Regions from separate parts of the Mus musculus genome. Here all the other regions are linked to region 3. The links are chromatin loops, found by intact Hi-C in ENCODE. Cell type or tissue: left cerebral cortex. All regions are shown on one strand. Each heading gives the region's core, and the rest is flanking DNA. Links, peaks and the distances in the headings are about the cores only. Region 1 holds the start of Klf7 (Kruppel-like factor 7 (ubiquitous)). Region 2 has its middle 26 kb from the start of Gm35803. Region 3 has its middle 11 kb from the start of Gm13749. Region 4 overlaps Gm35880 (a long non-coding RNA gene). Region 5 overlaps 4933402D24Rik (RIKEN cDNA 4933402D24 gene). Region 6 has its middle 70 kb from the start of Gm36148. Region 7 overlaps Dytn (dystrotelin).

Region 1 (4,482 bases), core at 173-4,172, 170 kb after region 3:
ACACCAAGGATCCCAGGGCCCTCCCCAAGGGCAAGGTTTCTCTCTCTCTCTCTCTCTCTCTCTCTCTCTCTCTCTCTCTCTCTCTCTCTCTCTCTCTCTCTCTCTCTCTCTCTCTCCAGGATGGACTGTACAAATTCACACTCTGAACGTGCAAATCCAGACTGTCTTCCTGGACTTTCCACGGTGCACACTGTAGAGTTTTTAAACACCCGTGGTGTCCCTATCCCCAGCCGCCCCGCCCCCACCCACCACCATCTTTCCTGCAGAATGTCCCCCTCAGCACCTCCTAATCGCGGCTGGAAAAACCACTGTTTCCGTAGCAGACCCAGCACTTTCCACTGACCAGCACTTTCTTTATTCCACTTCACAAAGCCCAGTGAACTTGTCCCCAGTCAGGCTTCAACCTCCCGGAGATGCCAAGAGAACTTGGCACCGGTACCCTTTAGCATCCTAGGAGTTTTCTTAACTAGTCCTCTAAGACAAAGTAGGGAAGCAAGGAAGCACACACCACCCTTTGTCCAAGGTGGTGCTAACCTGAGAGGCACCCCAAACAAACAAACAAAAAGCAAGGACACAGTACAGGCTGCTCTCTCTGGAGGCATTAGCTAGAGAAACCATACAATACATTGTCAGCCTAAGAGAGACATATCTTCTCATCTTCCTTGTACATATCCTTAAGCATCTTTTGTCACCTGGCTTCTCTTCGTACAGCTCACCTTGTATCTAAAAATCAAGCTCCTATTCTTTATTGACACTCAGTAAATTACTGGGAAAAACACTCCGTGCTTCCCCCCACCCCCCTTGACGGTCTTCAGGACCAGTTGAAATGGATAAAGCTGATTTAAGTACTAAGGTCAGAACTCCTGCATCTAGGAACGTGGTATCCTGTCAACCATTGCTCGACCACCTTCCCACCCGGCTCCTCCAAACCCGAGAAGTTCGCCAGCAATTCTCTGCTAGGGGACAGCGAGCCGACAACGTGTGCGCAAGGATGTGTGTTGGTGACAGAAATGCAGGCAGCTAGGACCGGCTCAGCTCAACACACTAAGGGGCTAGGGGTGGGTGGAGAGGTAAGCGCATATGATTGTTTCACAAAACATTTTAAACAACACACAGCCAAAAAATAAATAAATAAATAAAAAGAAAAAATTAATTAAAAAAATTTCAACTCAAAGCCCACACCAAACGCAGCCCCTGCGTCTCCGCCGCCGCCACACGATTTACACAAGTAATTTAAATCATTCACCTGCTGCCAGGTCTCCTCCAGGGATGGCAAAGCTGAGAAGTAGCCGGTGTCGTGGACAAGTTGTAGCTCCTGGAATATACTATAACTAGCCAACACGTCCATGCTGCTGCTGCCGGGCAAAACCGGAGGAGAAACCCTCCCCCGAGCTCAGCTGGGTCTGTTTGTTTGTCAGTCTGTCTGGCTCACCCCCCAAGAAGGCAGACATCCAGTGGCCCTTTTGTTTTGTTTTGTTTCAGTCAACTAAAAAAAGGAGAGAAAAAAAATCAATGCAGGAGAGAGGGAGAGAGGAGGTGAGAGAGGAGGGAGAGAGAGGAGGTGAGAGAGGAGGTGAGAGAGGAGCGAGTGAGTGGGGTGGATCGGAGAGAGGGATCCAGCGTGTACAGTGCAGATGACTGCCAGGAAAAGGGGACTTCACGGGAGTAACAATTCCCTTCCAGGGCTCTAATCACTCCAGCGCGTGGATCAGGAAGGGGAACGCAAACTCACTGACACGAAGCTGCCATCTATATCTGCAGCGCTGTTCGCTCCTAATGCAATCTTTGCTCTTTATTTTGGGAGGTTGCATTTTTTTTCTCGCGATCGCTTCTCTCCCCCCCCACCCCTTCCCTTCCCTCCCCACCCCCCACCCCATCCTCGCTAGTTTGTAGTCCCCCCCCCTTGTCTCCTCCTCCTGCTCTTCCCCCTCCCCAAACTCCCTCCCTCCGCCCCGTTTTGCGCGCAGCCGTGGGATCTCGGAGGAGGGCGTCCATTAGGCCGCGTGTGACCATGTAAGGTAAACAGGGGGCTCATGAAGTCACTGAGGACCAATGCGGCACTCGGAGAGGACCATGGGGCGGGGCCTGGCCCCGACGGCAGCCGCCGATTGGCGCGCTGCGGATCTCCCTGCTGCCTTACAAGGCGGTACGAGGCAAGCTATTTTTAGAGGGCTATATAAAGGGGTAGAGGAGTCCGCCAGGCGGCCGGGGAGCTTGAGCGCCAGGGAGTGTTGCTGCGACACTTGCGCTGGCTCCTGGGACGCCTAGGCGGCCGGGTTCGGGCTGCGCGCTGGCCTCCGACCCTCGCTGCAGGGCTCGCCCGAGCCGCCGGCGCCCGTACCCAGTGCAGATCCGAGGGGACGGGTTGCCGCGGTGGCCGATCGGGAGGTGCGGTCCCGGTCCTGGGTTAAGATGCCTCCTGCGGGAGCAGCCGGTAGAGCGGCGGCGCAGCGGTCGGGGGCAAGGAGCTCTTTGCACTCGGCCTTCCGCCAAGCATGGGGAAGAAGGGTAGCAAGGGAGAGCCCAGGCTCAGGACAGCGTCACGTACCCCAGACTAAAGCCCAAAAGCCAGTTCCGAATTCCCCACAGGGTGCCGAAATGAAGTGCCAGAGAGGAAGTGCCTCACAATGGCAGAGAACAAAGGCGAGCTGCACGGAGACTAGCTTGCGCCCGCCCCCGACGCTGCACGCTGTCCCCGCCCCGGCCCGCGCGCCTCCGTGCGCGCCGCCGATCGCCTACCGCCCTCCTTTTCCTCTGAACTGAGCCTAAAACCTGGCCAGGAGTCTGGTGTCCAGCATCTAAGCGTGTGCATGAAAGAGAATAGGGGGAGCGTGGGTCGAATTAGGGTGCAGGCTGGAGCGGGGAGCAGTTAGCTAGCAGATCCTTACAAGAGGTTTATCCAGTAACTTCATGGAGCAGGTATGGAGCAGGGCTCTAAAGATCTCAAGATTCTGCAAGCTCAGAAATGGAAACCTGTGCAATGCACGTGGTTAAGAGTTGCCCATTTGTTTGCTTGACCTTAAATGGCTCGTGTGCCTTCTCCAAAATACACCGAAAGCTGGACTCCTTTAGAATAACTACAGAATTCAGTACTTAGACACGAGAAACGTCCTTATACCTTCAATGGGAGAAATACAATTTAATCGACTCCATATCATTCCTTTCTATTGATAAGAACATTACATTTGTTTCATAAAACAAAAGATCACCCATTTCCCCCAGAGGAAATTAATTACTAAGATTGGAGAAAAGCCGGTTTATTTGCCCTTTAGTGCCTGACATTCTTGTTGGTCAAAGAAACAAAATTCTTTGCATAATTGATGCCTTGCTTACAATGTGCTGCCTCCGATCAGCTCCATGACTTGAGCAAATGGCAGTAAAGGCCTGGGCTTCCCAGGAACAAGAATTCAAATATCTGCCACTCTTGTTAGAAGAAACAAAATACGCCTAGGGTAGTATGTCACTGTTAGGAGGCATTAAATGTTGTTGTCCACTGTCCCCAGACTTTAAGCAAAGAAATTAAATAGCACCTGAACTTATAGTCTCCATAGAGAACAGGCCAGAGTCTAGAAGAAAATAAGATAGCGAAACCTTGCAATAATTTGTTAGGTCTCACCCTGTCCACTCTTCCCCCAACACGATCTGGTTGTAGGGCTTGGGCAGAAATCCACTGAGAGGTCCTAACGTAGATGTATTTATGAGTAATAAGAAAAAAGAAAAGAAAAAAGCAACCTTGGATACAATAGGTAAACATCAAGGCGAGATCACATAATTTACTGTTTAAGGCTCAAGGGAATTAATTTTTGTGTTTTATATTTATACTATTGCTATTTTTATTTAGTTGGTTTGCATTTTGTTGTCTTGTTTTGTGTGAGCCCTATTTAGCCCTGACCTGTCCTGGAACTCAATTTTGTAGACCTGCCTCTCGCTCCTGAGTGTGGGTTCCACCAAACTCGGCTTATTGCTATTTTTGATCAAAGTATATCTTAACTTTTGAGTTTGAAGATTTTGGCAAATATTTCTCACACATTCTGCTCTATGTACACAGACGTTTTTATGCGTCATGTATCCTTTCACCCAGCAGGACACCAGCATAGGGATTCTCACCTTAAGGGATGAGTATCCCCAAGCTTAGTATACAAATTAATGATGCTCAGATAAGCAGGAAGTGGCCAGACCGTGCTTCAAGTCCAGGAGTGTCTGATATATAAGGCTTCTGCATGAGGCTCTGCATGGCAAAACCTTGAGGCTTTGGTTTTAAGTTAATATGTGTTTATAGAAATTGCTCCAGTGGGTTGGAAGACTGCCCCATGTAACTTTCAAGCACCCAGGCTACAAAACACACAAACAACAAACAATCAACAACAACAACAACAACAACAACAAAAACCATTCAATGACATTTTACAAAGTAAATCTTACAAATTACATTTGGAGGTCTGTTTCAAAGTTTTATAGGACATTTAAGAATTTGTTCTAAGG
Region 2 (4,482 bases), core at 297-4,296, 350 kb after region 3:
GAAAATGTAATTTATGGGTGGTGGTCTTTAATCCCAGCACTAGGGAGGTAGAGGCAGGTGGATTTCTGTGACTTTGAGGCCAGCCTGGTCTACAGAATACCAGGACAGCCAGGGCTACACAGAGAAACTCCGTCTCAAAGAAAAACAAACAAACAAACAAAAAATACAATTTGTAAAAATCTATTTTTTAATAAAGGGAGTACAGTTACAAAAATGCATACTCTGAACTCAAACTTTAAAAATTATGTAAAATATGCAATATGGTGAAGTTGACTATTTATTTATTTATTTATTTATTTATTTATTTATTTATTTATCTTGCTCTGGCCCCTCTCACTCCAGCCCAAAGATTTATTTATTATTATATCTAAGTACACTGTAGCTGTCTTCAGATAAACCAGAAGAGGGCATCAGGTCTTATTATGGATGGTTGTGAGCCACCATGTGGTTGCTGGGATTTGAACTCAGGACCTTCTGGAAGAGCAGTCAGTGCTCTTACCAGCTGAGCCATCTCACCAGCCCAAAGTTGACATATAGGAAATGGCTTTATTTTATTTAAGAAAAAAAACTATTTATGGAATAAATTTTACCTAAAATCATACTATTTGAGATTGCACTCATCCCCCAGATGTTGACAAGTAACCCATCTTTGCTCTTTATAAGTCAAGTCATCAACTATTCCATAGCGTTTGTTTATTCACCCCAGTTGCACAGGCTTTGTGCAGACAGAATACACACGATGCACAGACAGCCCTGTGACAGGTATTTCAACATAACCTGGTATTTTCTAAGTCACAAAGGGACTGCCTTCATCTTCTAAGCCATGAGGTCTGTAACAAAGATCACCACCCCCACTTCCCACCAGTCACCAAAGGAGTAACCGACTGTCTGGGTCCATGTGCTCCGGGCACATGAAACTCTTACAATGAAAATCTTCAGTGTTGCACTCCAAGTCTCCAGTGGGCCACCATAGCGATCTGAGGGTGAAATGAAACCAGTAAATCCTGCCAGTGCAATAAACTCAGAGTCCCCTGCAAGCTCTGCCCTCTCCTGTTCCCTCTGTATCCTGTCCTCCTCCCCCAGACCAGTTCTCTGGCAGAGTCAACCGAGAACAAGACTTGGTTCCAACCTGATCCCAGCCTTAGTTCCAGCTTTGTGTGACTGTTTTGTTTTGAAGCAACCTGATGCTGAAAACGTTCAGGTCGTAATGACTGGGAAATGTGAAATATTTATCATCTGATATATCAGCTGACCTGGCACTTATATCCCATTATCTCCAGTGCTAGTATTCTGGTTCTAGTAGAACTGATACCCAGCTGCACTGTGGACCAAGGGGTTAAACTACACCCCAATCACAGAGCTGTATGCAAACCAGTCTTTTGTACTGTTATCTGTAGAAAGCTAAGAGATAGGTGTAAATAAAGCAATGTCCTTGTTTGCCTATAGGTTTTCAATCTTTTTCTTTCAACATGAAAGCAGAGACTTTGCCCTGTTGTTCATATACTCAATTACACACAGGTGTAGGGGACCTTATAAACACATACACATAAACAGAGAAGACGCATACAGACCACACAAATGCATAAGCAAAGAAACGAGAGAGAGAGAGAGAGAGAGAGAGAGAGAGAGAGAGAGAGAGAGAGAGAGAGAGAGAAACCACACTCAGAGACCATATAAACACATAAACAGAGACCCCCCCCAAACACACACACACACACACACACACACACACACACACACACACACACAGAGGTTGTTATACTCTTGAACTAAGAGAAGCCAATAAGCAGTTTTCCTCTTTGTTTCTTGACTGTTTGGAAACAAGAGAAAAGTTAAGTGGCCCTAAAGAGGGGACCAGATGGGATCTGGGAGGAGAAGCCTAGAGGAAGAGAAATTGCAGCAAGAAGACTGTTTTGCTTCAGAGTTCCTGCCAGAAGCAAAGAAGAAGGTCCCAAGCTCCAGCACTGTGACCCCTTGGTAATTTCCCTGGGGAGCCCCACCTCAGACAACCTTTACCCCTCAGAATCCAGGGGAAGCTGAGCTCGGTAAGTTCCAAACATAGAGGGCAGACAGTGATGGAGGGTCTAAAGCCACAGGCCTGGACAAGGTTCCAAGTGGGCCTGCCTGACAGCCACAGAAGCCAGCTGAGCCAATGGGGGGACAGCCACGACACCAGCTGAGCCAATGGGGGAACTTTCTGCCTGATGAGGCCTGCTTCCCAAGAAGAGTACTGGCAGTTTCCCTCGACTCTTGTTTTCCTGTGTTTAAAATGAAGGACTCTGCGGCTTCATGTGACCACTCTTGTCAGAGTCTTTGCTCGGAGAGGTGTTTTTGCATTTGTGAAGCCTGCCAGGAAACAGCGTGAGTCATGAGTCATGGCTTCTGAGCAGACACTATTCAGCTTTAGAAATTCCCAGAGATACGACTTGTTTATACGAAAGGAAGCAGCTATTCTGAGCTGCCCGAGGAAGAGGAAAGCGCTGCTCTTTTTTTCCCCCCATTTAAACACCCTGGTGAAAGGTCAACTGGGCAGCTGCAAGGCAGCGAGCCCCTAGTGTAGACACTGGTGTTCTTCAGTGCATCCGTCTTCATTTTACGGGGTATTTCTGGGTTTGGCATCTCAAAATGCAAGTCCTGTGACCCTGAAATTTCACTCTCAGCCTTTGGTCCAAAGTTGGGGTTTTTTTTCTTTTTTTTCTTTTTTTTTTTTTTTCTTTTTCTGTGCAGGCTCTGAGTGGGAACCTGTGACATGGGGATTGAGAGCCAGGAGGTGACCATAGAAACCCACCATCTTTGACAATTTTCTAACTTCCAGTTTCAGAGTAAGGCACGGCTTTTTACTCCTATATACCATGCTGCCGTCTTCAATGTCCTCTATCCTTAGTTTTATCAACTAGTGTGTCCGCTACCATTACTTTAAATGGTGGTTCAAAGCTCTGCAGGAGAATATGCCCAAAGGGATTGCCACTATTACAACTGTTTCTTCGTTGACCCACTATCTTGGCCCTCGGGTGTTAGAATGCATGGTGTCACCGACTGACTTCCAAGACAAAACCATTCACAAAGTATTCACTGATTCGACAGTCATGGGCCTCTGTGATGGTAACAGGGACAATACCTGAAGAAATCAACATTGTTCCCTAAACATATAGGAAATGTTTCACTAGTTATTGAAGGATGCCCACTCATTATGATAAAGATGGATAAAAATAAAGACTTGGCTTAATGGCTAAACATTCACGTGTAGGAATCAAACTAAAAAGTCGTTGTGGACAGTTATTGTTCTAGAATCAGTAAGTTGAGTTCTGAATCAGTAAGTTGAGAAGCACAGGGGATAAACTCTGTAAACAAAAGTTCCCAAGTACTTGAAAATCACACAAGTATACCTCTGAGAAAACTAAAATTATGAACTAAAACATTTTACTAACAAAGTGATAAAATGGCTTGAAATAAGAAAAATACGTAAAAAAAAAAACCCAATAGTATTTGTATATTACAGCAAAGCCAAGGTAGATAATAAAATGCCAAAGAAAAGCTAATGAAGTATTAAGAAGCAAAAATACATACAAACTAAAGGCAAATGTAGTAAAAGATTAAAAACATTTGTTGAGAGATATAATTTGAATAATTAGGACAGTTATATTTTAATTAAATGGGAGAATTCAACATAAAAAGGCAAAGATTCTCAGATTATTAGAATAAGTCCCCAAATCCAACAAGTCTTTTCTTGGAAGCCACTAGAATCAGCATCAACTAATTGCAGAGACTGCTGCTTCTCTGCTGACAGAAGCTTAAACTATGAGCAGGAAGAACTGGCCCAAGGAATAGCTGTAGGACTTATTTTTATCAAATAACAGAAACTGGAAGTGTACATTTAATGCAGATATAAAACATAAATAAAAGGAAAATAGTAAATGCCTTGGAGCATGCGCTCTTGAGAAGCATGTGTGCCCCGTTCTATAGATGGTTTTATAGCTGGCAACGCTTTCCCCCTGTCTTATGGTGTGCGCTGGAGAATCCTGATACTAAACAAGCAGTATTATTTCTGTTCCCTTTGACAAAAGTATCAAAGTTCAGTGACTTCAGGAGTGTGAGAAAACTAAAGAAATAGAAAGCTGGATCTTGATTTCTCTGACTTCTCAAACCATACCTTTCCATTTTAGTGTTTTCACAAAACAACAATGAATGAATTTTTTTTTTCCCAGACAGGGTTTCTCTGTATAGTCCTGGCTGTCCTGGAACTCACTTTGTAGACCAGGCTGGCCTCGAACTCAGAAATCTGCCTGCCTCTGCCTCCTGATGAATGGATTTATTTTAATGCTAAAATCTATGAGGGATTTAGACTTCCCTCTTACACCAAATAGCTCCACTTACTTAAATAAACAAGCAAAAAAACTGTAATTGTTTAAAGCCTCAACACTGAAAATCAGATTACAGAAACTCTAGAAAAGATTCAGGACGTAGCTACAGGAGACTGAGCTA
Region 3 (4,482 bases), core at 292-4,291:
TATTTCTCTGCAAATCCATTTATCCTCATAGGTCACTTTGAAATGTCATCCCATTCCCTTCTGTGTACCTTCCTCTGCTTTCTGAGGGGCACCGCCTCCCTACTGCTCCTCTTGAGCATGGTATCGAGGTGTCTTCATTCTTTCAGGAGATCACTGTCTCCGTCATCTAAAGTCAAACACATTATGGCAAGACCCTTCTCCCCAGTTAGGACTCCAAAGTGGCTTTGAATCTTAAATCATTTGGTGTGTATCAATATCAACATCTTGGAAGATAAAATGCTGTGTGTGTGTGTGTGTGTGTGTGTGTGTGTGTGAGAGAGAGAGAGAGAGAGAGAGAGAGAGTAAAAATACCATGTGAATTTGAGACTAACATGTCCTTCATTTTCTAGTAAAGAGACAAAAATAAGTTAGTCTCAAGGACACTGTGTAGTGGCTGAGGAGGAAGGGAAGCCGAAGGGGGACTACTGTTTCTTCAGAAGCTCAAACCAGGAAATATCTGCATGACCCCGTGGACTTTTTCAACAGATTATCTGGGGAAGACAAAAGGCTTCCTTCCAGGAATTGATGATAAAGGCTCAAAGAACCAAAAGCGAGAAAAGACATATGTTAGGAAGCTGGGTCGGCGAGGAACGGGTTCAATCCTGGAACAAATCCCCAGTGCCTGCACTTGACTGCTATTTTAATGTAGACCTTGCAATTCATCTCATACGTTTTTATCATTCCTAGAGTTTCCTGGGAGAGCTGTGAGCTATCTCCACTACACTGTCAGAATAAGCTGCCTCTGGTCCTCCTGCCATGAGGGAGGAAAGCTGTGCTCCCCCTCAAAAAAGCTTTCATTAGGGTTTCTCTCCAGGGATGGAGACAAAGGACACATCCAAACAGGTGCCACCGCTAGGCCCTGCTTTGCTTTGTTTGTCTGCAGCCAGGCGGAAGCCAGGTGTTATCAGAGCTTTTCAGATGTGCGCCTCTGACAAAATCCAGGGTTTCTAAAGGATGAAAATGTAACTGCTTTAATATGAGGCCAGGAAAGAGTCACAGAAACGCCCTGGCCACTCTTGGGTGCTATCAAAAGTAGAGCTCTACTCTTATTTGCAAATATCCCTTCCCCTGGCCTCTTCCACCCAAAGCCATACAACCAAGAGACCCCAGAGCTAAACCCAGGCTTGCAAAGAATGATAACGGTAAAGGGCATCTTTAATTAAATGTCATTACAGTTTGGATAAGGTTGCAGTGTGGGCTAGCATGACACACATGTCGCAGCATGTATGTGGAGATCAGATGGCAGCCTGTGGAAGCTGATTCTCCCCTACTACATGGATTCCAAGGATTAAACTTCCGGAACACCAGGCTTGGCAGCAAACACTTTTACCTGCTGAGCCATCTCGCCAGCCCGCCATTTTAAATAATAGGGGAAATGTGAATGCATTTCTCTAGAGAAAGAATAATTTTCGGGTTTTTATCTTTTTTCAAAGGATCTATAACCTTCCGTTCCACTCAAAGGGACACTAGTTGAATTTAAGCAATTTGCCTAATTAGCTGAGTTTGATTCAGTAAGTAAGAATGTTTTGGCTTTATGTAAGAAATCATTTTTTTGCTATTGCTACTTCCAAGGAACGATGTTGATAGAGAAATCTGTCACCCCACTGTTTTTCATGCTGACCAGTCTAAGAACTTCGCAAATGCACCCATTCTGTTGAGCCAATTCAAGCGTGTCACCCTCCATAATTCTTAAAGCTGTTCTTCAGAAATGACGGCTGGCCTTGTGAGTCTGTGAGTTCAAACAGAAACCTTTGATGCCTATCTATTCGCTTCTTTCTGAAAACAGATCTTTGTTTATCCCAACACTCCCACCGTAAGGTGGACTCCGTACATAATTGCTCTAAAGACCAGTGGACTCAAGGTTCTCTCCACTTTGGAGCTCTCTGCCTGTGCACACAGCTTCTGCCCTGTGTCCTCTACCCAGTCCTTCCTTGTGTAAATAAGGTTGGCGCCTCTTCCGGAGATCCCAAGGGTAGAATCCTATTGGTGCCAGGTACTCATTACTGTAAGTGGCGCCTGTTACCCGCCTCGGGAGCAGAAGGCAAACATAATGATAACAACTCCCCACACCAGTGGCCTCCCCGACCTAGTTACTTATTTTTAATTAAGATGGCAATGCAACACCTTTCCATCTCCTCGAGGGATTGCTGTGTTCCAGTTTAAAGGGGGCTGGAGAAGATGGCTCTGTACACCCAGATCTTTGCTTCTAAAGACAGGAGAGGCCATGTTTTCTGGTTGGTGGTATTCGAGGCGGCACGAAGCAGGTGTTTTCCAGGAGGTGGCAGTGCGCTCTAAGGCAGGCTGGGCCTGCCTCCCGTATCACCCAAAGAATATTGTAATTGAGACATAGCATTATAATGCATTCCAGCCCACACAGCTGTGCGTGTCACCTCGGGAAGCTTTTTACCAGTTTCAAAGTCACCGCAACCAGGGTAGGGAGATGGAAGCATGGGGGGGACACAAGGCAAAAGTGGGAGGAGGCTCGGCGGGGGCGGGGGGGGGGGGCAAATCAGGGACACTTGGCTTTGTTGTGAGTGGAGTTTCAATACTGAAGAGCCAGGGGCCACCCTGATACATATTTACGACTGTTCCAGGCTCACCTCTGAGGACCAATAAAAGGAAGCTGAAGGACTCTTGTTTTGTCTGCATCTTAATTCCAGGTTTACAAGAAATATTCCATTACCCCAATTCAGAGGCCAAGCATCCTTCCTTTATAAATGAGATGTCTCCTTGTCAGGAGGGGTGAAGAGCATGGTGAACCTGTCTCCTCCTGAGAGGCGTGTGTGTTGGGTGGGGGTGGGGGCGGGGTGATGAGAGAAGAAAGAGCTTTGCCTGACCCTGTGGTTCCCAGTGCCTGTGACATCTCAGGACCAAACCAGAGAAAGCAGACCAAGGACTGTAGGAGAGGACTTTCCCCAGCTTTAGTCTGTTGGCAGAGGTTCTGTTTTTCACAAGTACAGCGGTAAGAATGAGTGGACCTGATAGGATCAGAGTCAAGGGCACTGAGATGACCATTCAGTGTCTCCATTTAGCTTCCTGGATGTGTTCATAGTGAGGGGGGTTGACTTCCTTTTCTCAAGTCTCTTGTGTTTGTGAATTTGTTTACTTATAGCTCTTTGAAACTTGTCTGAGACCCTTGTGTGACAGAACAATGAGGTCTATTAGATGAGTTGCTTGGGAAATCTACACAGCGAATTAGTATTTGAAGAAAGCGAGCTCAGCCTTTCTTTTTTTATTATTTTTTATTTTTATTAGATGTTTTCTTCATTTACATTTCAAATGCTATCCCCAAAGTCTCCTATACCCTCCCCCCACCCTGCTCCCCAACCCACCCACTCCTGCTTCCTGGCCCTGGCATTCCCCTATACTGGGACATATGATCTTCGTAAGACCAAGGACCTCTCTTCCCAATGATGGCCAACTAGACCATCTTCTGCTACATATGCAGCTAGAGACATGAGCTCTGTGGGTACTGGTTAGTTCATATTGTTGTTCCTCCTATAGGGTTGCAGACCCCTTCAGCTCCTTGGGTACTTTCTCTAAGCTCAGCCTTTCTCTACCCGTCCTCAAACATATCCAGAGGCTGCATTGTTCTAATTGAGTTCTGTCTTCTCTCACCCTCTCCGATGGGAAACTTGTTCTGTGCTCTCTGAAGAGGTCATCTGGAAAGCTCTCCCTACCACACACCCATATCTAGTTCTAAGAATAATCCAATTTACAATGCACAAAGTATCATTTGTATGCTGTACCCATAGCGTTTGAAAGATGCCATCTTTCTATTGGCATCTGTTGTTTTATTTTACATGTGGGTCCATGTAGAGGGACAAGGTGGATGCTGGGAGCGTTCCTCAAATGCTACACCTTATTTACTGAGGCAGGGTTTCTCAGTTGAGCCCAGAGCTCACCTCTATGGCTAATTTGGCTAACTATCGGGCACCACAGAGTCCATCTCCACATTTCAAATGTGAGAACTACCAGTAGGTTGCCATACCTACCAGGAAAATGTTTTTAAAGTCAGAAAACAAAGCAGATTAACATGCAATTAAGAGAAGAAAATTGGTTTTGAGGACTAGGTGATATTCTTCTATCAAGAGGCCGATCTTTCTTAGTGGAAATCAGACTGCATTCTGGGTAAGAAGGAAGGTGCACTCAGTTTGCAAAGCACGAGAAACAACTTAGCAAATATAGAACGTGGTGGTAGAATGGGGTTCATAGCAGTTCAAAAGGCCTACCAACAATCAACTAAGGGGGAGTAGAACATTCCCAGACAGGTGAACATACCTGTCACAGAAGGCAGGTAGAACATGAAGACTCCACAGAACATTCAGAACACTTAAAAGAATAATGATCAGAAATACTACAATACAAATTATGGAAGAAAATGATTGGGCAAACCCTTGAACGTTGTGGTGTGGTAACAAGGTCCGATGAACAAGATAAACT
Region 4 (4,482 bases), core at 172-4,171, 270 kb after region 3:
TACATTTCTTCATTCAAAAATAAACATTTGTTGATGCTTAGATTGCAGAAGGTTGTTTTAAACTCTGAACATATCAACTGGACAAAAAGAACAGCGTACCTGGAAATTATACAGCTCTTTTCTAGTGGGAGGAAAAGGTAATGAATAAATAAAAAGAAAGCAGGCAGTGATAAATGATAAGATTAAAGTTAATCAGGAAGACAAGATAGGAAATGAATGTGGAGTGGGGAGTTGGCTTAACACTGAATAGCCAGAGACAGTCTGAAATAGCAGAGATTGCGCTGAGACCTAAATAACGAGGGGATAATTCAAGCAGGCATCTGAAAGAAGAACTGTGTAGCTAGAGGCAGTCAAGAATGGCATGGAGGGCTTCATGTGTGTAGGAGGAAGGAAAAAGGCTTGAGTCTGACCACTATGGGCCAAGGAGAGCCAGAGTGAGGAGCTTCTGTCATAGTCTCAGTGCAATGGAGAGTTCTTAGAGAAATTAAAGCAAAGGAGTGGGCCTGACCACCAAATCTGATTGGTATGGCTCTGAATGCCATCAGGAAGGAGAGTAACGGGAGTAGCAGAGGGAACACCATTTTGAAGCGATTTTAGTCATCCAGCTGTGAGATGGGCCATGCTGGACTAAATGGTAGTCACAGCATGGGAAGAAGTGAGCAGATACTTGTGTCCCTCTCAAAGGCCACAAGACAAAGCAGAGATTGTTAATGAGCAAGCATGTGGTTCACAATTTCAATAACTAGTAAACTTACTCCAAAATGGCTCTATTGCTAGCAAAACAACAGCACATCCCATTGTCCAACCTGGTAGCCCTGGAAGCCATTTCAGGATTCACCTCCAAACACAGCATAATGAGTTGAATTGTGTTCTCCTCGCTCCAGAATAATATATGCTTCAGTGCTTGCTTCTTGGAATGGGCTCCTGTTAGACCATTCCTTTACAGAGGTGATCGAGTTAGAATGAAACCCGTAGGGAAATCATGTTATTCAGAGAATATCCAGAGAAAGAGAGAGAGAGAGGCAGAACGTGAAGGTAGTGATCAGAGAAATGACATAGAAACTGAGGAACACGGCTCCCTGCAAACTACTGGCATCTGGGAGAAAGGCATGGAGTAGCCTCAAAAGTAATGGCCCAGGAGTATGACATCAATCTTAGCTTTCCATCCTCTGTTGTGCAAGCCACTCAATCTATGGGACCTTTGGTGTAGTTGTCCCTAGCAAATTCAGGCAGCCAGTGTCCCAGAAGGGCAGCCACCAATATCAACTTTGGTAGTTTCCTTTTCTGTATTCAAAAGACAAAATAGATTTCTAATAGAACTATATCAGCCATGGTGGGCCACCTCCCTAGGTGTTTTCAGTGTTTGAGACACTAAAATTTTGCTGCCAGCACGTGCCAAAAAGGAAAAGAGAGAGAGAGAGGAATAGAGAGAGGAAGGGAAGGAGGGAGGGAGGGAAGGAAGAACATTTGCATCAAAATTCTATGGGACATGTGGCTCTTGAGTAGAAATTGTGATACAAGATTCCATTTTAACCAAGAAGTAGAGGAGACAAAGCTGCAAACATCAGTAACACAACATGTCTAAGGAATGTGACCCTTGAGTGTCCTCACTCAGCACAGAAACACCTAGAGCAGCCTTCCCACCCAAGTGACATTCATGCCAAGAGCAACCTGGGCAGGAAGAGAGGGTCAGCTGGCCACCTTCTTTGTCCTTTGAGCAGCATCTCTTTCACATACCCCCAGAACAGAATTTCTATTTCCACCCCAGGTAATAATGTTCTCAAACAGCATGTATCTCCATGTGAGGGTGTAGCTGGTTGTAAGAGAATAAATAAGAGCCTTCTTTGGCTCCTCCAAAAGAAGACAAATGGCCCTGAGTTGCAAGATGTATCTGATCAGAGGGGAACCCAAGCATCTGGAAGAAGAAGGGGGGTGCAAATCATGTCTGTGTATGCTGAAATATGGCACGTAGCCTCTTGTTAGATAAGCCAGAGTCTCCATTGTGTTAAGGATGGGAAGATACCTAGGTCAAGAGACAAAGAAGCTCAGTATGGATCAAGCAGTGCCTGTTGGAAATGGAAAGAGACTGCTGTACTGGAGAAAGGGCAGAAGAGGTTGTGCTACCACAAAGGCAGGCTTCTGCAGTCAATGAACAGTGAACGAGCCATGTGCTACACCCATTGTCTCGTACTCGAATGAGTATCTGAAAGTGTTGAAAATTCCAATCTATCTTAGTTCAAGCTGATTCTATTCCAAAAGTGGAATTTGAGTCATACCTAACGATATATCCACACAGCCCCCTTGCAGGTTTGAGAGCAGATCAGTCACACTGCTGGGCAGGTGTATCTCTTTGTTCATCTCAGTCTTGCACACACTGCATGCTTACTATAGACATTTGCTCCTTCCTTTGATACGATGGATGGACTTAAAACCAATCAGAAACATACCTCAAGATGACAAAAATAGTTTTGCATTAAAAATAGAACCCCAACAGGCACACAGATAGACATTTAAACAAAAGGTAACAGAATCTTCTATTCTTCCAGCTAATTCATCCTGTTAATGCTGTCAGAAACATGTAACTATCTTACCACTAAATTCAAATCTTTGTTTCTAGCATAATGTGTTTCTGATCAACCTTGTCAACTTAAAAATAAAATAAAATAACCCTTTCTATTTATGCCATTGTAGTAAAGGATTCCCTTCTCCCATGCAGCATGTCCAGGATGAAAGTGGGTTGTTGCCATAGCAACAGAACACAAGGCAAAGAACTCTGAAAAGGGAGGTCTCTGCTCCCAAGGCCATAGCCACAAGAAAGCCTCAGGCCTCTTAGTGGTGGCAGCCAAGAAAAGCAACCTGCCATGACTTTATACTGTCAGGTGGCAGCCTGCTGTTAGCATAAGGTTCCCCAAAATTAATTATTTGCATAATTCTGGATCATACGCTCAATGGAAAATAAAAATTCACTCATGTATTCATTGCCATACTTCCTAGACAGATTTTTCTCTTTGAATAGCCTGGCACTAGATATTTTCCCAAACACCTAGCACACAGGTGCCTTGCTGCTAGAAGCTGCATAAAAGCTACATATTTAGCTACTTGCTGGTTTTCTTCTTCAGTCTGATATTGTTCAAGATTCTAGGGGCAAAACAACAGCAACAACAAACCCAGGTACTCTTGTTCGAAGTACTCATTGCGTGGTGAGGAGACCAATGTATGTAATAGCCACATACCCTTTCTTCCTGACCAAGGCCTCACAATGCTGAACATTCGGGAAAATAGTAAGCCACACGGGAGAAATACAGAAAAGGAGAGATATGGTGAATGAGTCCCACTGGATGAACAAAGAACTAGGGTTATGATTGGGGATCATCTGGTCAAGGAGACAGCACAGAGGAAGGCCTCACGGTGAAAGAAGCCCAACTCACACAGGGACAGCAGGAGTGCTTCTCTGGTGTTGAATCTGTAAGGCAGGCTGGGCGTGGTGGCACACCCCTTTAATCCCAGCACTCGGGAGGCAGAGGCAGGCGGATTTCTGAGTTCGAGGCCAGCCTGGTCTACAAAGTGAGTTAAAAAAAAAAAAAAGAATCTGTAAGGCAGAGAGGGAGGATGCTGAGCTCTAGGTGGAGAAGGGAAAAAGCAGGCTAAGATTTGGACAGGATATGGGCATCCCTTGTAGCCTTTTCTTTGGAGCCTGGAGCTGCAATTTCTGGGCAATGGAGGCAGAAAGATGGCAAAGTCTACTGCCCAGATGGCCTGTTATTAGCAGGAAGGAGAGATGCTGGATAGATACGGTTAGAATCAAGACTACCTGCCTAGAGCTGCCTCAGACACCTGGGCAAGAGACGTACAGGAGTGTGAATCCAAGCAGGGTAACCACAGTGGAAGGTGAGGACAGACTATCCAAACAATAGAGTCACACAGCATCTCAGAAGGCTCATCCTCCGGTCCTGAGACTACATCCTTCTCTCTGTACCAGTTTTAACACTTAGCACTTCACAGACTGAGATAGGGCTCAGAGGGTAAAGATGCTTGCTGCTAAGCTTGATAACCTAAGTTCCATTCCCAGTCCCATGTGGTAAAAGGAGAAAACTGACTTTTGCAAGTTGTCCTCTGACCTCTACATATACCCCATGGTACACCACACACCCACCCACCCACCCACCCACCCACACAATTAAGTGTAATTTAAAAAACTTTAAATGAAAAGTGTAGAGAAGGTAAGCCAAGCTCTGCCATGATCAACAAAGCTACCACTCCATCACATAGCTCAGACATTCACTGAGCCATTATAAACATCATGTTCAACCCTGGCAGCCGAGTTGATGGACAGGCAAACATATGCCTTTCTTGAATTTAGCACAGTACAGTTTTCTATCATTTGTGGTCGGGTGGGGGTGGGGCAGAAAAATAAAGGAGATCTTTTAGAAAGATTTCAAGCAATATCTCAATGTCAGCACAGAGTAGCAAGCAAAATAAAAC
Region 5 (4,482 bases), core at 266-4,265, 190 kb before region 3:
CAACCTACACATTGGGAAAAGGTCTTTACCATCCCTACATCCAATAGAGGGCTAATATCAAATATACAAAAATCTCAAGAAATTAGATTCTAGAGAACCAAATAACCCTATTAAAATTGGGGTCCAGAGCTAAACAGCTCTCAACTGAGCAATCTCAAATGGCTAAGAAGCACCTAAGAAATGTTCAGCATGCTTAGCCATCAGGGAAATGCAAATCAAAATGATCCGGAGATTCCACCTCACACCCTCATTTAATTTTTATCTGTACTTTTTTTTTTTCAGTACTGCATACTGACTTAGGACTTTATGCTTCATGCCACATGAGTGTTCTACTACGGAGCCATGCTCCCAACCCCTATAAATTAAATACTCTCAAAAGAAGACTCACAGGAAACTTTCCCTTTTCCTTTTGATGTGTCGGAATTTCTAAAGTACAGTAATAGATATTCTCTTGTATGTAAACAGTGTATTTGGGCTATACCTTCATCTGTGGATGGATGCTTAGGTTTTGTTTACATACTATATCCTTGTGTGTGCTCCAACCCCAGAGATTTGCTGTCTGGAAGGACAAACTTTTTCATTGTTTAATTTCTCATTTCTAGAAGCTCTCCTAATCCAAAGATTATTTATCCTTTATCATCCTCCTTTCCTAAGGAACTTTGTTGTTTAGTTTTCAATGAAGTGTATATTACCAAAGCACAGTTTATGTAACCAAGTCTGCTCACCATCAATTTCCTTTTTAGAAATAGCAGAAAGCCATGTCGGGCCAAGGTCAATGATGAACCGAGTGAATAATTAAGTTAAATAACTTAATGGTCATTTATTAGGTGCCAATGATGTGCCAGGTTCTGTACTAGCATTTTACAGTGTGATCTCATTTATCTTGCTGCATTTATTTGGTGGTTACTGATAATTTTTATATTAATTCCATAGATTAGGAACATTGATAAGGGATTTAAGTAGTTTTCTTAAGAGATAACATTTAGGGGGAAAGGATAGCCAAGTTCTGACTTCCTCTCCCAACCTTAAGTTCACAGCACTATACCAGTATTTCCCAAGCCATCCTACTGATTACGATCACAGACCTGCAAGATGATCATGCACAGCATCATGGAATAGCATCATATTTTCAATTAACCTGCAACTTGCTGCTCAAGTAATGAAGTGTTGTTTTACAGCTCACAGACAGCTCCTACAGCAGTGCCCTCAACCTAGATGTATGTTTTGAGTATTTGCTATTAGAATGGCACAACAGGCTTTAGAGTGATCTGTTTGAATGATAATAACTCACCTAAGTGAGCTGCCCACTGCTATGAAGACTCAACTGATAGTAGCATATCAACAAATCATTTTATAGTGAAGACTAAGTCTTCCATGACTTGAAGTCTGGGGAAGTCTCTCTACTTTCCATAACCTTAAATTTCTTCTGTAAAATTGGGATGCTAAAAGCCAATCTGAAAGACCAGTATGCATATTATAAGTACATTTCTATGCCATGCCCTACAGTTGATGCTAAGCATCCGGTGCTCCTTATAATAGGAAGGCAAATTCCCTGTGGCTCAGTTATGGATATGACCCACAGCTCTCAGCAGTGATCACTGAGCAGTAAGCTAATTGCCCACAATTTCCAGCTGAACTTAGGCTGAAGTCTGAGAAGCATGTGCAGAGGAGCTCCTCTGGCTTTCTCATAGGGCAAGAGTCAGGAGGACAGAAGTACTTTACAAGGAGCTGGAGACAGAAAAGACAAGAAATGAATGGCAGTGTCCCCTAGGTGGTGCTGAATCATCGTGAAAAGAAAATTGGGGCACCTGGTATTTTCAGGGGTGACTTTCTTCTGGTTAGAATTTCAAATAAGAGCAGGACAGCTCCCTGGAATGTCTGGGAAAAAATGACCAGGCAGAAAGAGTCTTTTCAGTAGGACTGGCTATACAATACCCTGGGTCTGCCAGGCCTCTTAGGGCCTTGGGTTTGCTTGTGTTGGAAACAGGAAGCAGGGTCAGGCCAGCTTTTGTTCACTCACTGAGAGTGGCTGGAGCTGTGGCTGATTTCATAGATGAAAACCCATTTATAAGCAACACCGAGGGGAGGGTTCGGCTTGGGCTGTTAACATCACTCTGCTCAGTGAACAGGGCTGAGAGGAAGTGAGACCTCTGCCTGCCCCCAGAACACACATCAATGGCTGCTAGTGAATTTAGCAGGAATTGCCCATTATTATTTAGTGCATAAACACCAAATGGTGTATGTTTCTTTGCTCTGCCCACTTCTTTCTGAACTTGATTGCTGGCCACCTTGTTTTCCTTCGACACAGAAGTAATAGCATCTGATGAAGGCTGTCTAACAACTTACATCTTTGTGACTGTCAGATCCTGGGAGAGGAAACTGAGGTGCTCTGGGGTTGGGTCAGGGCCAGAGATGCTGTTCTTGAGATCTTGGGTCTGGGTCTCTTCTTGAGATCTGGGGTCTGGGTCTCGTCTAGAGGCCATGCACAGAGTTCCTGAGGCTGCACTTCTGGGGTTCATTTCCATTTTGGCAAAATGTGAGTTTGGTTTCCAAGGGAGACTGCTCACATGTATTAAAACGTCTCCACTGCTGAAGTTGCTTTGTGTCGTCCACTAAAGCCTTCTGCCATCAATCCCCATCTTCCAACACGTTTTTCCAGCGTTGTGTCTTTGGGAGGTAACCATAGCAACTAAGCTTATTCAAAAATGACAGAACCTAGGCATCGAAGGGGGAAGTAACCCTGTTGTATTTTACACTGGGAATTTACAGGGCACTAATGAATCTAATCATTGTATATGTTGGATACCGCTGTCTCTGTAGTAGGCACTGCACTACATTAAGAGATTTGATTCTCACAACGACCCTATGATGTAGTCATCGTTATCGGCTTCAGTGGGTGGGTGGGGGGGAATTCTGGGACAGATTTTGATGGTTGCACAGCTATTTTGATTCTCCTATTTGGACTATTGCCCGCAGGAAACTGGGGCATAATCTTCCAGTGTCTGATCTGCATGTGGTAAAATGGAGCCTGTGACAAATGTTGAAAGCAATAGCAGAGCTACAGATCCCCTGCCCCATCTCACTGATACCTCCTTGCAGTATAACGTAGCGCTGGAAAGTAATCTCATCCATTTCTCACAGCAAGCCATGGGACAATTGTGTGTCTATAACTGAGAAAACTAAGAGACCGGAAGGTTAAATGACATTTCCCAAGGTCACCATGTAGCATTTAGAAGAATTAGAAAGTAAGCCCATCTCTGTCTATCTGTTTACCTATCCATCTTCTCTCTCTTCATCCAATAAACTCTGCATTCATTTCATAAGAATGCATGAATTAAAAAAAGTATTCTGTGCCATTGACAAGATTTGAAGGATCACATTTACTTTACTAGAAGAGCCATACTATCTAAAGGGATAATATTTGGCTTGAGTACTAAAAAATACTATCATGGATATAAGCTTTTATATGTGAAATATATATATTCTAATAAAGCTAAAACATCCATATTTATGTATGGGTATAAGGCCATACATTTATCTCTCTAAATTGTCTAAGATTATGAGAGAGAAGAATGTTAATCCTATGATTTTTTTTCACCAAGTAGAAAGTTGGAATATTCTCAAGAAAAAAATCATCTGTATCTTGCAGAGAACATGTTACTCTAGAAACCCAGTGAGAGAGGAAGGGTCAGGTATGCCCACTCATTGAGAACATAGCTGGTGTCTTAGACTTGTGAAGTCAAGTGAACTAAAATCATAATTCATGTTGACACTCAGAAGACTGCATTTAGAATTGCTTTCACAACTTGATGTGGACCGATGTTGGTGGCCTTTTAGAAGGTAGGCACGAGAGAAACCTGGTCTGGATGTCTGTAGTTACTCTTGGTGGTAGTATAAAAGCAGACACTATGAGAGGCTTCAGGCTTCCTTTCTGCTCCAGGGAGCAGATGACAGGGAGATACTTTCTGTGGAGTAAGTGACTAATGAGGAAACTAGCAAGTCAGAGTGATGCTGAAAGGCACCTGCCCTATAGGACTTCCTGCCAGTTTGCAAAGGAAACCATATGGAATCTTTTAAGCCCAAGAACACATTTAGGGGTTCAGTTAGGAACATGGGTAGTGTGAGAGCTGCAGTTATAGAACAAACTGAGGAAAGGAAATATCTCTTCAAGAGTCCCCCCAAAAGTACAAGGATATGCCAGAGCCAGCATCTGGTCATCTTACTTAAAAAAAAAAAAAACATCTTCAAAGGATTACAAGATCACCAGTTTATAGACCTTGCCCTTGTCCCTATTTATCCTGGTCTGGGTGCCAGAGGCAGCACAGTGAATGGGTTAGGAAGAAAAGAGAAAAGGAAAGATGGACAAGCTAGTAGAGGAGACTGACAGCCCCCTCCCCACAAACTAAAAGAACAAAGGACCTAAAATTGGGTGAGAGATGACTTTTAAAGATAGATCAGCAGATGCATTTTTAAGATACCTGA
Region 6 (4,482 bases), core at 320-4,319, 490 kb after region 3:
GGTGAAGCCCTGCCCCCTAACGCTGCCCCACAAGGGCCCCTAGGACACACCTTTCTCCACTCCTAACCTGCTCACGTGTTTGCTGTCCATTAGAGACATCATAGTGATAAAGACAGCTGCTTCAGGTGTGTATTGGTATCCGGACAGCACCTGCTGGGACTTCCAAGGTCCCTGTGTCCTGGATAAAGGAGTTGGATCAGGGATACACGGATGAGGATAGAAACTGAGAGAGTTTATTAAGGAAGAAAAGAACTTCAGGAAATGGAAATGGGCCAAAGCTTGAGTAAGGTCAGAGCTCAGTGACGCCTGCACTGGGTGTCCCAGAAGACTGGGGCACTTGTACTGTGTGCACACTATCTGCACAGGCTCAATTAATGTGTTAGCATTGGTGGGGGAGGGCTCTCTCTCTCTCTCCCTCCCTCCCTACTTTTCCCTCTCCTTCTCTCCTGCCTCCTTCCTCACCTCCCCACTCTGTCCTCTACCTTACCTCCCCTCCCCTCCCCTCTCTAATTCCTTCATAAAGCCTCTCCCTGCCCTGATCTACCTTCCTAGAAGGAGGAGGGAATGGTTCGACTGCCTAGTCTTTCTGGCCCTCTTTGATTTGAAGGAAACTGGAGAACAGTGAAAATACATCAAGTTCCAGAAAGGGGGAAAAAAATCACACACACACTCTCACATATACTCACACACTCTCACATATATTCACACACTCTCATACAGACACAATCACACATACTCATACACACTCACTACTCTCTCTCTCACACACACACACACACACACACACACACACACACACACACTGTATCATGCTAAGTTAAGAATGGATCTCGCTAACAGACGTGACAGACTAATGGTATTGGTATGGGTGAATTGCTGGATAGAGCATCACAGGAAAATTATGAATGAAAAGTGAAGGCGATCCATAAGTTATGGACATGGTGGGTTGGGTGATGATTCAGAGGCCTAGACTCCTGTCACCTGGTGACACGCATGGGACCATGTGCCCTAGGGTGGGCCATACAGCCACTCTTGCAGTTTCAAGGACCATGGACACCAGCTGGGCTAAGTTAAAGGTACTTCTAGTTTGTTTGTCCCAAATGTAGCCAAGATCACACATCCAAGGACGACGTCTCCATATTTATGTTCTGCTGGCTTTCCTCCTGTCACCTCATCCTATCTTTACACTTGGGGAGGGCTAGAGAGAGAGGGGTGACCCGAAGTGGCAGTTGACAGACAGACATGGTGTGCTCAGTGACTCCCCAAACTCATGAGCCACGGAGAGAAGACTAGAGCAGACCCATTGATGTGTGCCAAGCCTTCCTGCACAGCACAGCGGGCTGAAGGCCCAGAGGCCACGATAGCCTGTTCCCTTCGTCCTTGGCAGCCATGTTTTCCTTTCTGACAGGCTCCTCTTGGCTGGTACCCTGTTTGAGACCCTAGGTCCTAACTGGCTGCCTCGCTCATAAACAGGTGTCAGCCAATGGCTTACCCTTTGCACCCAGTTCTGGCGGAGGATTCACTCACACCGCCCAGAGTCCCTTCAAATAACAAGAATCTTTAGAAATAAGATGTTTTAAGAAAGCCTGTACTAAAACATCACAATCCGACACAGCGATTTGGCCTCGCTGGCTGTCTTCTTCTGGTTTTAGTTCACAGGATTAAATTGGAAGGTCAGAATCTTCCCTTGTCTGCAGACTAGATGGGATTTCTCTCCTTACAATGGGGCTGGGAACCGGCTCCTCTGAGCACATTTACATTACTCCTGCTAACACATTTTGAGGTTCTCTGGCTGCCACGCTACGTGAAACAGGTCAAGTCTGGGAGGGAGAAGGGGGCTTTCCCTTCCTGTGACCTCAGGACTGATTTAATTAAGCCTCTCCTCCATCCCCGATTTATAGTCTGCAAAGTGTCCTCGCAGAGGCCCTCTGATGTGCTCTGCCTCTCAATGAGCAGATAGGCAGTGACAGGGCCGCGCCATTCTGAGCGGCTGCTGCCCCCACGAGAGCACTTGGAACAAGCGCAGCCTCTGCAGCCCTCGATCCAAGCCTCCTTTGGTAACACCAGACGTGGGTGAAAGCTTCGAAGCTCTCCTGGCTCCCTTAGGCACAAAGCTTTCTCCTGAGACTCCTACTGTGAGGAGGAAATAACATTTGGAACCCTTCTCAGAAATCGGATTTCTTCTCTAGATTGAAAATGAAAATAAGAAAAGCCTTCACGTATCTGGATAGGAAGACAGACAGAGCTAAGAAAGGAGGAAAGGGAGGGAGGGAGGGAGGGAGGGAGGGAGGGAGGGAGGGAGGGAGGGAGGGAGGGAGGGAGGGGGGAGGGAGGGAGGGAGGGAGAGAGAGAGAGAGATCCCCAGGGCCTTCCCCTGTTGCCCATCAGGCTGCAGCTGTCCTTCACAGTTTAACAGCCCTGCCCTTTCAACCTGCCACCTAGGAATGAATGAAACCAAATGTCCCATAGGACATGGCCCCTCCCGGCCCCTCAAAGACTTCTCCCTGAAGATGAAATCTGACAAAAGAAACAAATTAGATTAAAATGTGGTACCAAGGGCTTTGCGTTGCTCAGATAAGAGAATCTGCAGAGTCCTTAGGACCCAGAGCGGTCAGTCCTGTTATACAGTTTGCGGTGGGGAAGAGTTCAGCTGACTTCTACCCACAGCTGTTCTTGCGCACCACCTCTCAGGCTTCACTGTCCTTGGCTTCAGATGGGGAGGAGCCAGTGGGGAAGGGAAGAAGAGCCTAGAACTGGCCCTAGGGACCAGACAAGTAATGTGAATAAAGAAACTGGCCATGTGACTTTTATATAAGTTAGGCTTTTATATAAGTTCTCCAGATTTTTAAATGTCTACCTCTCAATTTAAGAAAAGCACTCTCCCTGCAATATTTATATTGTGCACTTTCTAGACAGCAGGCCCACTAAGAACCATATGAAGTAAATGCTGGTATTGCTTCCTGTTCCCTAAAGAAGAGCAGTGTAGTAACACCTGCCTTACCTCAGAAGGCAGCCAGCCACCGGCCTGCATCTGTCCACTGCACTGGACTGCCTAAGGGCTTCACCTGGGGAGACAGCTCAGACTGGGAAATTGCTTACCAGAGAGACAAGCAAGAATGCCAGAATTCAACCTCCAGAACCCATATAAAAAGCAGGAACCTTTATGAAGACCAAGCTACACATCTGCTACATATGTACAGGGAGGTGTAGGTCCAGCCCCTGTATGTTCTTTGTTGAGTGGTTCATATCCCAAAAGCTGTTGCCTGTGTGTGGGATATATTCTTCTGGCTGGGCCACCTCAGTGGGAGAGGAAGTGCCTAGCCTCACAGAGACTTTAAGTTCCAGGGTGGTGGGGATACCCAGGGGCCTTACTCACTGCTCAGAGGAGAAGGGGGAAAGGATTGTACGAGGAGGGACTAAGGCAGTGAGCAGGATGTAAAGTGACTAAGTAAAAAAGAAATCAAGAACATTGAAAAAGAAAAAACAAGGACCTTGTTTACAGTCTTAGTGCTAGAGAACTTACATACATACATACATACATACATACATAGGTAGATGAAAGATAGATAGACATATATACAGATACATATATACCACATACATACATGTATAGACAGACAGACAGATGCCAAGGTGGGAAATGTCAAACAACACCCAAGATTGACTTCTATGTGCATAACACCTACACCCTCATCCATGAGTGTGCGTGCACTCACACACAGACACACACACATATGGCTGGATCATAAAAGAGCGTTATCATATTCTTAAAACAAATAATAAAGCTACAGACATTGTCTGCAGAATATGAAAGAAGCTTGCTTGGAAAAGAGAAAAAAACACAGTGGGGGAGGAAAATAGATGTTGTTATATAGACAGAATTAGACTTGTCCTAATGGTGAGCCAGACCTAGAGACCTAAGTTCCTTATTGAAAAGAATGCAAATGTAAGCATAAATAATGCTGCTGCTAATATTTTTTTTCCCACGTATTTGAAACCAAATGGTGGCTAAGCCATACAACCTTGGCATTGGCCTGTGATTCAGATTTGTGTAGACAATGCTGCCCTCTCGTGGTCAACCTTCTAATAGCATGATTTTGTTTAAAATCTCGTTTTCCAAAAGTATTTCATAGAATATTGCATCCATTTTGTGTAGCATAAGCACACAAAGGAAAATATGCACATAGCACAACACCATCTTTACGTTTCAATACGGATTTAGGATTTACCATTTTACATAGGTTTTACAGGAGGGCAGAAGAAATTACTGGATATTAAATCATGGCATTACTGGGCCCCTGAACTTTCAGAACTCAGATCCTTGGAGGAAGAAATGTTTTTCCCATGGCGATAAGCTCAGAAGAACTCTCAAATGAACAGGATCTGGCAGAAGTGACTGTCTTCCGTTCCAAGGAAAAGCATTTGTACATGTGAAGTAAACGCAAGACCAGTTCATAAACAGTTAGGTAAACGTAACGGTCT
Region 7 (4,482 bases), core at 178-4,177, 280 kb before region 3:
CTCTCTAGACGTTCTCCCTCTTCGTTAAGGGGACAAAATTTGTTAGATTCTATTTATTGATTTTTCATGATTTTGTAGATAATCCAGTGGCTCGATTGTCGTGCTTTCTTGTGGTCAGCCACAGTCACCACAGGGGTATTAACTAAGGGACTAAGAACCTCTCGTGATTTCCAAGATGGCGACGCATTTGGCTCTGTGTGCACATCTGTGTGCACCCGTCACCTTCATTTATTCCCATTTGGACAGGAGTCCCAGTTTCACATCTGACGTCTTGCCCAGCACAGGCAGCCAGGCACACTGCCTGCAATCTCAGAAGTAATTGCAGAGACCCCCTGCGGAGTCCATCAACTCAGATAAACACCCTCCTAATCAGGAAAGTGGCACTTAGAACCACTTTGCTGACAATTAGCCAGACAAAAGTCAACAAACATTTGCTTACTCGTAACAAGATGGCTTGTATTTTAAATTGTTAATAACCCTGTCACCAGTAGAGCATAAGCATCTACTCCCAATGTTATTTAGTCAAAAACCACAACAGCAGCAGCAGCAGCAGCAGCAGCAGCAGCAGCAGCAGCAGCAGACTCATTTCCCATCTTTTGCCCTCTGAGTTCTGATGAACGAACTGGGCCACTCATTAAGAGCATTGCTGACCCAACCTTCTTACTCTGGTGTCCTTACCCCTAATGAGACAGAGAGTCTCAATTCGTATGTAAAACATGAGTGCTCAAAGACTGAGTGAGAGTGTCAGCTTGTGATCCTGACACTGTAGTTGGGATTCCTACTGTAGTGGAATTTAACCTGATGCTTCCCCTTTAAATATCTACATAAAGATCTTCTTCTGTGGATGAATTACCTATTTGGCTAATTTCTTGCAGGTGTTCTATGGAGAAGAATTAAATGTAACTAGGTGGTACACTGGCACAGGCAGGATGGCATTCTGAACGATAATTAGCATTCCTAAGGGATGATTTGAATCACATTGCCAGGACTGGAATTTTCTATTGGAATCTGTCTTGGATCTCATAATGGAAGCCAATGGGATGATAATTTGCTATGCAAATCACAAAGCTGCTTCCCACTGGCCCTCTCAGAAGCCGGGCACTGCATGGTCGGAGGAGGGAGGGGCAGTGGGAGCCAGCAGCTCAGCAGCTCATCGACCTTGATTGAATTTGAAACCAGCGGATTTTTAAAATCCTTTGAGACTAGAGCTAACTTGAAGCCATGAGTGGCAGTCGGAAAGTCACAAAGACTTCTAGAGGAGAGAGAGAAAATGCCCCTCTACCCAGGTCCTTCTATCAAATCCACTTTGAAACTGGCTACTGTTATCAAGTCTGGTGGAACAAGTGGATGAGCAGATTAAGCCTCTTCTGGCTTTCTACTTGCTTGCGTTCTGAGACATGACGTTGTTAAGGATGAACGTCTGCAATGGTGGTTGCCTGAGACATGCCTCAGACAGCAGAAAAACTGCAGTAGGATCTATGTGCTGTTGCAAGCACTGGAAGGGCATTAAAGTATTAATACCTTCACCTGGCATATTTTGAGTCATGTTGTATAGCAGAGAGCAAAGCAAATCGCATAGCAGCTAGAAGCTGATGATTAGGCAGAGCTGCATTAAATCAGGACATCATGAAAACTGCCCCGTATAATATTAGTTTGCTTTCCTTTTGCTGTGATAAGCACCACACTCAAAGACGTCTTGTGAAAGGCAGGTTTATTTGGCTTACAGGTCCCCCTGTTCACCGTCTTCTGTTGAGGGAAATCAGGGCAGGAACTCAGACAGAAACAGAGGTGGGAACCATAAAGGACCACTGCTTACTGGATTGTTGCCCATGGCTTGATCTGCCTGCTTTCTTATTCAATCCAGGACCACGTGCCCATGTGTGGTGACATCTACAGTGGGCTCTTTCATATTAATCGTTAATTAAGAAGAAGCCCTACAGATACACCACCAGATGGAGACATTTCCTCAATTAATGTTCTCTCCAACGAATCCAGTTGTGTCATGTTGATAAAGAGCTCACCAGCACACTCTTTCTTTCTCTCTCTCTCTCTCTCTCTCTTTCTCTCTCTCTCTCTCTCTCTCTCTCTCTCTCTCTCTCTCTTTCTTTCTTTCTTTCTTTCTTTCTTTCTTTCTTTCTTCCTCCCTCTCTCTCTCTCTCTCTCTCTCCCTCTCTCTCTCTCTCTCTCTCTCTCTCTCTCTCTCTCTCCCTCTCTCTCTCTCTCTCTCTCTCTCTCTCTCTCTCTTTCTTTCTTTCTTTCTTTCTTTCTTTCCTTCCTTTCGGCTGAAAAGAAGACTTTAGAGGTTCTCATTCACTAGCTGCAAGATAGCCAAATTCATTGTGTGATTCCCAGCAGAGACGAGGGAAGCAGGCATATATCTGAATGATGAAGACCCTGCCCAGAGCATGGACCTCTGCCCACTGCCTCTCTGGACATTCTCTCTGTCCTCCATAAAACCACACTAAACCAATGAGGCAGATTTGAGTCAGAGAATCTCCTCAGCTTTCCTCAAAGCTGGCTTTGAATCTGTTTCTTTCTAACAATCTCTCTGTCTTTCCTTGTCTCTCTACCTCTATCTTTTTCCCTGTTTCTCTGTCTCTCTCTTTTAAAATAGTAAGCAATATGAACTTTAGAGTCCAGTAACAAGAGAAAAAAAAACCAAACAAACAAAAAAGCCAGGATGTTTGTGAAACCAGTTGGGACCAATGTCAAGATGTATGCTAAGTGTCCTTTGCTTGTTTTAACATTTCTGTACAATTAGGTTTTCATAATTGACATTTCCCACTATGTATCTATGGCACATTTGAACACTCCTCACAGGAACAGAAAAGGAGTAGACTCTATGTTGGGAGCACACAGACTAATCCTGGAAATTCTTCCCCTTATCCACCATAGTTGATGAATTATTTCTGTCTTATTGAGCTTTTCCATAAGACAAGACTCTGTCGACATCTTGCTCCTGAATTAAAACTATTTTCTAATTCCTTTGTCTCAGAGCTGAATCTTGTCTCTGGGGTGAGAACATTTATGCCTCTCTATTGCTCCTGAGACCCCTGCCCCCAACACTCACTGCCAGCAACATTTTAACCTTACTAAAAAATTTAAAACCTGCTGTCAACTCCAGGCAGACAAGCTTCTGTTTGCAATGGTTGGCAGTCACTGCAGAGACCCATAGCTGGTCAAAGTGCAGAAAACAAATGGCTGTTGAGTGCCTGGCCATAAAGGGGACATCTTTATTACCTCCTCCTCAAGGCTCAGGGAGCATCAGAAAGAACATAAGAGCTGGAGGGAATGGGGAGAAAGACAGAATACTGATTTCTGGACATTATGTGGCTGTTGTCTTCAATCTCAGAGCAGCTCTGGTCTCCTGCACAAAGGCTATACAAAATCAAGTCTGTCAGTACCCTGTCATGGGGCTCTGCTCCTCTTGGTGTACATGCAATTAATGATTGATGGAAGAGAAAGAGACGTTGTGTGTGTGTGTGTGTGTGTGTGTGTGTGTGTGTGTGTGAGTGTATGTGTGTGTGTATGTGTGTGTGTGGCGTAGCTATTGGTAAGGTACCCAAATTCTTATAATCAAACTCTCACTTGATGTCCTCCCCAATCTTCTCTATGTACACACTCAATGGCACATATACATGTGCATATACCACTCCCCTCACCCACTGAAGAAGGCAGGGTGGCAGCTTTACACAGCCAGTGTCACTCTTTCACTAACCTGTGGTAGATCAGTATCTAGAGAACATTTGGTTGGGGTAAGAGAAGGAGGTAGATGTAGACATTTCTATTGGTCTATAGGACTGAATTGGTCTCAGTAAGACTCAGCACTAGGCAGCTTCAAAGGCCCCGGCATTAGGGGCGTGCCTATGAACAAAATCTGCTATAGTTGAGAGGCTCTAGGCCCTGTGAGATGGACTCCCATTCCAGCCTGTATTATTTCTGGCTGGAGATAGCAACTTTAGGTTTTGAGTAACTAACTCTCAGTCATAGGCAGTCCTTAGAAGGTAAGGCTGGAATTTCAATTTACATTTGTGCTGGCTGCAATGGTCCTAGGCTTAAGACACCTCCCAGCAATAAAATGGCTATGGAATTCATAGACTTAAGGACCATAACAACAAGTCTGCCTAGATATTCTATACAGGTTTACTGTTAGTGGATATTCCCAGACAAAGCTAGACTTCAAAGATTGGAACAGCCACTGTGGTGGTTTGAATGAGAATGACCCCTATAAACTCATGTTTGAATACTTAGTTTTCAGTTGGTGGAACTGTTTAGGAAGAATTAGAAGGTGTGTCCTTGCTGGAAGAGGCGTGTCAATAGGAGGTGGGTGGGATTTGAGGTTTCAAAAGCCCATACCATTCTCAGTTAGCTCTCTCTGTCTCTAAGTCATGTTTATGGATCAGATATAATATGGATTAGATTCTGATGCAAATAAAATTCCATTTCACCCCTACTACACTATCAAAGGAATCATAGGCCTCT

Evidence for each region. Peaks named below come from ENCODE experiments on the same cell type or tissue, not always from the same donor. Only the 100,000 strongest peaks of a DNase experiment are listed, where the experiment ranks them.
Region 1: it touches region 3 in a loop (4-fold over the local background); 17 of 42 quality-filtered maps call a loop at or near these places.
Region 2: it touches region 3 in a loop (2.6-fold over the local background); 10 of 42 quality-filtered maps call a loop at or near these places.
Region 4: it touches region 3 in a loop (2.1-fold over the local background); 3 of 42 quality-filtered maps call a loop at or near these places.
Region 5: it touches region 3 in a loop (2.8-fold over the local background); 8 of 42 quality-filtered maps call a loop at or near these places.
Region 6: it touches region 3 in a loop (9-fold over the local background); 32 of 42 quality-filtered maps call a loop at or near these places.
Region 7: it touches region 3 in a loop (4-fold over the local background); 14 of 42 quality-filtered maps call a loop at or near these places.

What each region holds. Positions count from the first base shown.
Region 1 is chr1:64,119,654-64,124,135 of GRCm38, forward strand. Klf7 (Kruppel-like factor 7 (ubiquitous)) reads right to left here and starts at 1,736. Exons shown (of 4, transcript NM_033563.2): 1 at 1,247-1,736. The coding sequence starts at 1,348. Gm35880 (a long non-coding RNA gene) reads left to right here and starts at 1,914. Exons shown (of 3, transcript XR_373464.4): 1 at 1,914-2,018. In left cerebral cortex, for the core only: CTCF peaks have their summits at 2,220 and 2,423; DNase peaks (open chromatin) are centred at 376, 1,036, 1,408, 1,708 and 2 more places; H3K4me3 peaks cover 2,762 bases; H3K27ac peaks cover 3,040 bases.
Region 2 is chr1:64,303,382-64,307,863 of GRCm38, forward strand. No RefSeq gene overlaps it. Among named protein-coding and RNA genes, the nearest start is that of Gm35803, 26 kb to the left of the region's middle. In left cerebral cortex, for the core only: a CTCF peak has its summit at 2,556; a DNase peak (open chromatin) is centred at 2,309; H3K4me3 peaks cover 218 bases; H3K27ac peaks cover 905 bases.
Region 3 is chr1:63,951,343-63,955,824 of GRCm38, forward strand. No RefSeq gene overlaps it. Among named protein-coding and RNA genes, the nearest start is that of Gm13749, 11 kb to the right of the region's middle. In left cerebral cortex, for the core only: a CTCF peak has its summit at 2,308 (motif pointing right); DNase peaks (open chromatin) are centred at 712 and 2,332; H3K4me3 peaks cover 322 bases; H3K27ac peaks cover 221 bases.
Region 4 is chr1:64,217,888-64,222,369 of GRCm38, forward strand. The region is part of intron 1 of Gm35880 (a long non-coding RNA gene); the gene reads left to right. Among named protein-coding and RNA genes, the nearest start is that of Gm39654, 36 kb to the right of the region's middle. In left cerebral cortex, for the core only: no CTCF peak of the experiment used is centred there; DNase peaks (open chromatin) are centred at 2,209, 2,768 and 3,833; H3K27ac peaks cover 318 bases.
Region 5 is chr1:63,761,539-63,766,020 of GRCm38, forward strand. All of the region lies in intron 2 of 4933402D24Rik (RIKEN cDNA 4933402D24 gene), which reads right to left. Among named protein-coding and RNA genes, the nearest start is that of 4933402D24Rik, 5.5 kb to the right of the region's middle. In left cerebral cortex, for the core only: a CTCF peak has its summit at 1,775; DNase peaks (open chromatin) are centred at 1,836, 2,529, 2,963 and 3,988; H3K27ac peaks cover 1,550 bases.
Region 6 is chr1:64,444,226-64,448,707 of GRCm38, forward strand. No RefSeq gene overlaps it. Among named protein-coding and RNA genes, the nearest start is that of Gm36148, 70 kb to the right of the region's middle. In left cerebral cortex, for the core only: CTCF peaks have their summits at 2,001 and 4,078 (motif pointing left); DNase peaks (open chromatin) are centred at 2,015, 2,650, 2,966, 3,705 and 1 more place; H3K27ac peaks cover 2,317 bases.
Region 7 is chr1:63,667,056-63,671,537 of GRCm38, forward strand. The region is part of intron 6 of Dytn (dystrotelin); the gene reads right to left. Among named protein-coding and RNA genes, the nearest start is that of Dytn, 18 kb to the right of the region's middle. In left cerebral cortex, for the core only: a CTCF peak has its summit at 1,947 (motif pointing right); DNase peaks (open chromatin) are centred at 1,287 and 1,935; H3K4me3 peaks cover 866 bases; H3K27ac peaks cover 285 bases.